Regions from separate parts of the Mus musculus genome. Here region 1 is linked to region 2. A link is a loop called in an ENCODE intact Hi-C map of the cell type or tissue named here. Cell type or tissue: left cerebral cortex. All regions are shown on one strand. Each heading gives the region's core, and the rest is flanking DNA. Links, peaks and the distances in the headings are about the cores only.

Region 1 (2,915 bases), core at 293-2,792, 71 kb after region 2:
TGCTGGACTTCTGCAGAGTAAAATATTCTTTGAGTTTATATACTATTTGAGTCCTGGGTGTCATTCAGCGAATCATGGACACTTCCACCTTACGAGACCCTGGGATCGAACTCACATCATCAGGTTTAGTGGAAGCAACTGAATCCATTGAGCCATCTCTCCAGCCCCACAAACCATTCTCTCTCTCTCTCTCTCTCTCTCTCTCTCTCTCTCAAGATTTATTTATTATATGTAAGTACACTGTGGCTGTCTTCAGACACCCCAGAGGAGGGCATCAGATCTCATTACAGATGGTTGTGAGCCACCATGTGCTTGCTGGGAATTGAACTCAGGAGCTTCGGAAGAGAAGTCAGTGCTCTTAACCACTAAGCCATCTCGCCAGCTCTCCCTCTCCCCCTAAACCTTTCAAACACTGCTTTTCAAGCTAATGGAAGTATCTTAGAGCTTCCTCATTCTTGTTTCCTGGATGCTTAGACCATATCATAAAGTTTTGGGGTCCAAACCTAAATGCACTCATCCTACAACACCTCAGGAGGCTATTTTCCCCTAGGATCCTCTCCAATTTGAGCTGAGGGTAGGACATTGAAGTCTTCACTCCTGATACTCTGTATGCCCTACATATGAGCATGTGTATAAATGTTTGTGTGTGTGTGTGTGTGTGTGTGTGCGCGCGCGCTCGAGAGTGCATGCATATATTAGTTTAGTCAGGGTTCTCTAAAGTCATGGAACTTATGGAATGTCTCTCTATATTGAGGAAATTTATTATGATGACTTACAGTCTGTAGTCCAATTCCCCAACAATGGTCAGCTACCAATGGGAAGTCCAAGAATGTAGTAGTTTCTCAGTCCCCTGAGGCTGGTTGTTTCAGCTGGATTTCTGTAGGAGTAGATTCCAAGAGTAAATGCAAGCAGCAAACCTTCCTTCTTCCAATGTCCTTCTGTAGGTTTCCAGCAGAAGGTGTGGCCCAGATTAAAGGTGTGTACCACCATGCCTGAATCTGGGGCTTATTTTGTCCCAGGCTCACCTTGAACTCAGAGATCTCCTTGCCTTACTCTCCTGGGATTAAAGGTGTGTGCTACCTTTCCTGGGCCTAAGCTTTTCATAGCCTCTTTGCCTCAAGATCACCATACTAAGATCCAGGTCAAAAACTTGTATCTTCCAGCCTCAAGATCTGGATCACAGTTGAGCCCTCCAATTCTGGATTTTAGTTCATTTCAGTTAGAGTCCAGCTGACAACCAGGAATAGCCATTCCAGCGTGGGAGCACAAAGGCACAATAAGTGAGCACAGCCAGGGACAGTTGAGCCATCTCCAACTGACCCAGTTCATCTTCCTTGCTGGTAGTTCTCAAGAGCAATTGCAACCTAGGCAGGGAACACAACAACCTGAAATGGTAGGGAATTGGCCAGATGAATCTGGACCCTATCCAGCCTTTCTACCTCTTCTTTTCCAGAAACAGGAGGATTTTCAATGCTTTAACCCACTAAGTCATGTGTCTCTTGTGTATAACACCCAGGGCTGGCTGCTCTCTGAGTCTCTGAGCTGTTGTGCAAGTGGGACACATCCAGGGGACAGCATTCCTGGGCCTTGAGGAATTGGCTAAAATACACCCTAGGCTTATGGTATCCTTGTTGGTAATAAGTTTACTTCCTATAACTTGGAGACAAGTTAGTAACAAGAATGCGGTGAAGTTGCTTCACACAAGCTAAAGTCTTATGGAGAATGAAAGCATCCTATGACATTTGTACCACACCATGTAATTTTAGAGCCCCTTCTATTTTATACCCAGGCCACTGTTGACAACTAAACCTGAGACTTGCTTATGCTAGACAAAGGCTCTGAAAATAATCTACATCCCCAGCCACAACTTTTTTTTTTTTTTTGAGACAGGGTTTCTCTGTGTAGCCCTGGCTGTCCTGGAACTCACTTTGTAGACCAGGCTGGCCTCGAACTCAGAAGTCTGCCTGCCTCTGCCTCCGAAGTGCTGGGATTAAAGGTGTGCACCACCACCACCCGGCTTCATTTTTAAAACAATATTTCCATTTCCCTCCCAAAATAGATGAAGACCCGGGCTGCATTTCTCCAGAAAAAGGTCACAGGTTGGGGTTTATGGACTAGAAAGGTGACTCCAAGGCTCTGACTATGCAGAGATTGAGAACTTGTTTGTAACTTTGGAATGAGAGTTTGGTATTGAAAAAAACTAACAATTGTGACTCTCTGCAGGCTTGTGTTTGATGATGCAAAACTGCAAGGCAGAACCAAGAAACACCCTCGGGAAAACAAAACCCTGTGGGTCCTGTGGATTGAATCAAAAGTTTCCCAAGTGGTGGAAGGAACTGGCTTGAAGTCGTATGCCTGGGGATCTCCCTGCGGCTCCCACTCCATCACCTGCCAGCAGAGAGAAGACACCAGATATGCTCTTAAAAGAGATGTCACTAACACGACACAGCACAGTTTCACATTCCTACTCTCCCCTTGAATGTGTCACCCGTCAGATACTACTGCATGCAAAACACACAGTCCACAAGGCAGGTGACGTCACTGTCTCCACTGTACGTATGTGGGAATAAAGGTGGAACCAGGTTAAATACTATTCCCCAGTCTGCACCAAGTAGCAGAGCAGAGGTTTTAATCTGAAGAGCTGACACCAGGGACCCCATTGTTACCTAGTGTGGGGGTACACAACCTCCCAGCAGCCCTGGAGGCCAAGCAACATCACCCCACCTTCCATTGGTCCTGATGATGGGAAGCCCAGAGGACGGCCCCGGGAGCAGAGGCAGCTCAAAGGCAGTTTTCTGCACAGCATCAGAGCATGTCTTCCTTAGTTCTAGATGCACGGCTAGCAGCATGTCTTCAAAGCAAGAGAAAAGCACCAGCTTTCAGGGCTCCTACATTCAAGGCTGAGGGATCCAGGA
Region 2 (2,915 bases), core at 145-2,644:
TTCATGGAGGCATTTCCTCAACTGAAGCTCCTTTCTCTGTGATAACTCCAGCTGTGTCAACTTGACACAAAACTAGCCAGTACAATTGACCCCTTGTCAACTTGACACACAAACACATCATTAGTAAGCCTCAACCCTTACATTCTTATTCATCCCCAAGGTCTAAATAACTTTAAACGTCCCACAGTCTTTACATATTCTTAAAATTTCAATCTCTTTAAAATATCCATCTCTTTTAAAATCCAAAGTCTTTTTACAATTAAGTCTCTTAACTGTGGGCTCCACTAAAATGGTTTCTTCCTTCAAGAGGAAAAATATCAGGGCACAGTCACAATCAAAAACAAAAATCAATCTCCAACCATCCAATGTCTGGGATCCAACTCACGATCTTCTGGGCTCCTCCAAGGGCTTGGGTCACTTCTCCAGCCATGCCCTTTGTAGCACACGCGTCGTCCTCTAGGCTCCAGATGCCTGTACTCCACTGCTGCTGCTGCTCTTGGTGGTCATCTCATGGTACTGGCATCTCCAAAACACTGCATGACCCCTTCAGTCCTGGGCCGTCAATTGCAACTGAGGCTGCACCTTCACCAATGGCCTTCCATGGCCTCTCACAGTGCCGAGCCTCAGTTGCTCTGTGTAACCCCTTCATGCCTTCAAAAGCAGTACCACCTGGGTGACCCTTACATATTACCAAGTCCCGCTGCAGCAGGAGTACAACCTTGGCTATCTCTGGAACACAGCCCCTTTGTGCTTTCAGAAAACACTTCCCAGAAGATGCCACCTCAATGATGCTGGTCTCTTCTGAATCACCGCTAATTTCTTAGCTCCAGCTAACCAGCATCAATAATCCCAGTAATGCAAAGGTTTTGCTTTGGTAGTTCTGGTATCTTGTTAATCACAGCTGATTCTTCAGCCCCAGCTAACCAGAACTATAGAATCTTCACAATCAAAACAGCAATGGCCCTGAAAAGAGTCTTTAATTTTCCCTCTGAAATTTCACAAGCTAGACCTCCATCTTCTGCACTGTTCTCAACATTACCTTCCAAGCTTCTACACAACATCTAACATAGCTCTTAACAATGAATGGATCTTCAAGCCCAAAGTTCCAAAGTCCTTCCACAGTCCTCCCCAAAACATGGTCAGGTTGTCACAGGAATACCCCACTACGCTGGTACCAATTTGTCTTAGACAGGGTTTCTATTCCTGCACAAACATCATGACCAAGAAGTAAGTTGGGGAGGAAAGGGTTTATTCAGCTTACATTTCCACATTGCTGTTCATCACTAAAGGAAGTCAGGACTGGAACTCAAGCAGGTCAGGGAGCAGGAGCTGATGCAGAGGCCATGGAGGGATGTTCCTTGCTGGCTTGCTTCCCCTGGCTTGCTCAGCCTGCTCTCTTATAGAACCAAGATTATCAGCCCAGAGATGGTCCCACCCACAAGGGGCCTTTCCCCCTTGATCACTAATTGAGAAAATGCCTTACACTTGGATCTCATGGAGGCATTTTCTCAACTGAAGCTCCTTTCTCTGTGATAACTCCAGCTGTGTCAAGTTGACACAAAATTAGCCAGTACACTCCCCACGCACTTTTCCTGACCATCTGTTTCCTTGGCAGTAAAACTCAGAAAGAAAACCAGTCATGTCCATCACCACGATGACTCAGTGGGCAGGCACACTGGGAGCATCCGTCTGCCTTCCTCACATGCTATCTTGCAAACATGAGCTGTCCTGCCCGCTGCTCCTCATGCAGCCCGCCTGGAAGGGGAAAGGCAGAGCAGCACCTCCCATGGCAACAGAGACATTCTACATCCACGCTGTGCCATACCGCAGCCCCAGACCACACGTGCTTTGGGGTGCAATTAGTGTGACGGAGTAACTGGACCGACTGTTAACTATTTACTTTTAATGAATGTAACTCTCAATTGAAATAGCCACATGTGGTTAGTGCACAGCAGAGCCCCTGACGGTGGTTTTTCATCCTGGATACATAACGGGATTACTGGGGAGATTTTTAAATTAATAATGTCCATAACTCACCTACAGAGATGTTTTTTAATTGCTTTGAGAAAAGCTCATGCGTAAGGGTTTTTCAGGAGATTTTGTCTCCTTCTTCCTTCCTTCCTTCCTTCCTTCCTTCCTTTTCCTCTTTTTATCCCTTCCTTTTCTACTCCTCCTTCTTTGGGGTGTGTATTGGGTCTGTGGGGTGTTGGGGGATGGTAGTGGTGATACGGGATCTCACTCTAGTCCTTTCTGCTTTGGCACTTATGATGTAAGCCAGGCTGGCTTCACACTCATAGCAGTCCTCCTGCCACAGCCTCCCACCTGTTGAGTGGCCACCCATGAGCTCATACACACATGATCTGATGCTACGCTAGACTCATGTACACATAGACCACGCTGCTAGGCCCCCCAAGTGTTCTTACTACCCACTCCCCATCCCCAAGACTCTGGTCCTGCACTGTGGAATAGAAAAACACGTACAGGACGAGGACCGTGTGAGCTTCATCTCCATCTTTAATTGGGCCATACCTGCTCTGGCTCCCCACAGTCTAGCTGAGTACTTCTGCGGGAGGGTTTCAGCTACTCAGAAAATAGGCAGTTTCTGCAGAGAGCGGCCACTGCCCTTCCCCATTCAGTCTCCTCTCTCCTTTGTCAGGGTTCGAGTGAGCCAAGACGGGCAGTTTCTGCACTACATCTTTCCGTATCAGTTCATGGACTCTCCTGAATGGGAATCACTGCATCCTTCTGAAGAGGGGACCTTCCAGGTAATAAGGAGCCCCGAGGCAGCACAGTCACCTGCCACTGTAAGCCCACAACATTGTTACCTCTCCCATCACCTCTCTCCCACCTGCCCTTTGACCGCCACCAAAAGTGATTCTAGGAGGGGGCGGGATCGTGGCCTCTGCCTTCTCTTC

Evidence for each region. Peaks named below come from ENCODE experiments on the same cell type or tissue, not always from the same donor. Only the 100,000 strongest peaks of a DNase experiment are listed, where the experiment ranks them.
Region 1: a loop joins it to region 2, with 3 times the contacts of the local background. A loop is called at or near these places in 2 of 42 quality-filtered maps.

Annotation. Positions count from the first base shown.
Region 1 is chr16:38,438,091-38,441,005 of GRCm38, forward strand. Gm36333 (a long non-coding RNA gene) reads left to right here. Exons shown (of 2, transcript XR_384843.4): 2 at 2,224-2,593. Among named protein-coding and RNA genes, the nearest start is that of Gm36333, 6.3 kb to the left of the region's middle. In left cerebral cortex, for the core only: no CTCF peak of the experiment used is centred there; a DNase peak (open chromatin) is centred at 1,305.
Region 2 is chr16:38,366,828-38,369,742 of GRCm38, forward strand. Popdc2 (popeye domain containing 2) reads left to right here. Exons shown (of 4, transcript NM_001081984.2): 2 at 2,657-2,765. Among named protein-coding and RNA genes, the nearest start is that of Popdc2, 6.1 kb to the left of the region's middle. In left cerebral cortex, for the core only: no CTCF peak of the experiment used is centred there; DNase peaks (open chromatin) are centred at 1,630 and 2,309; H3K27ac peaks cover 329 bases.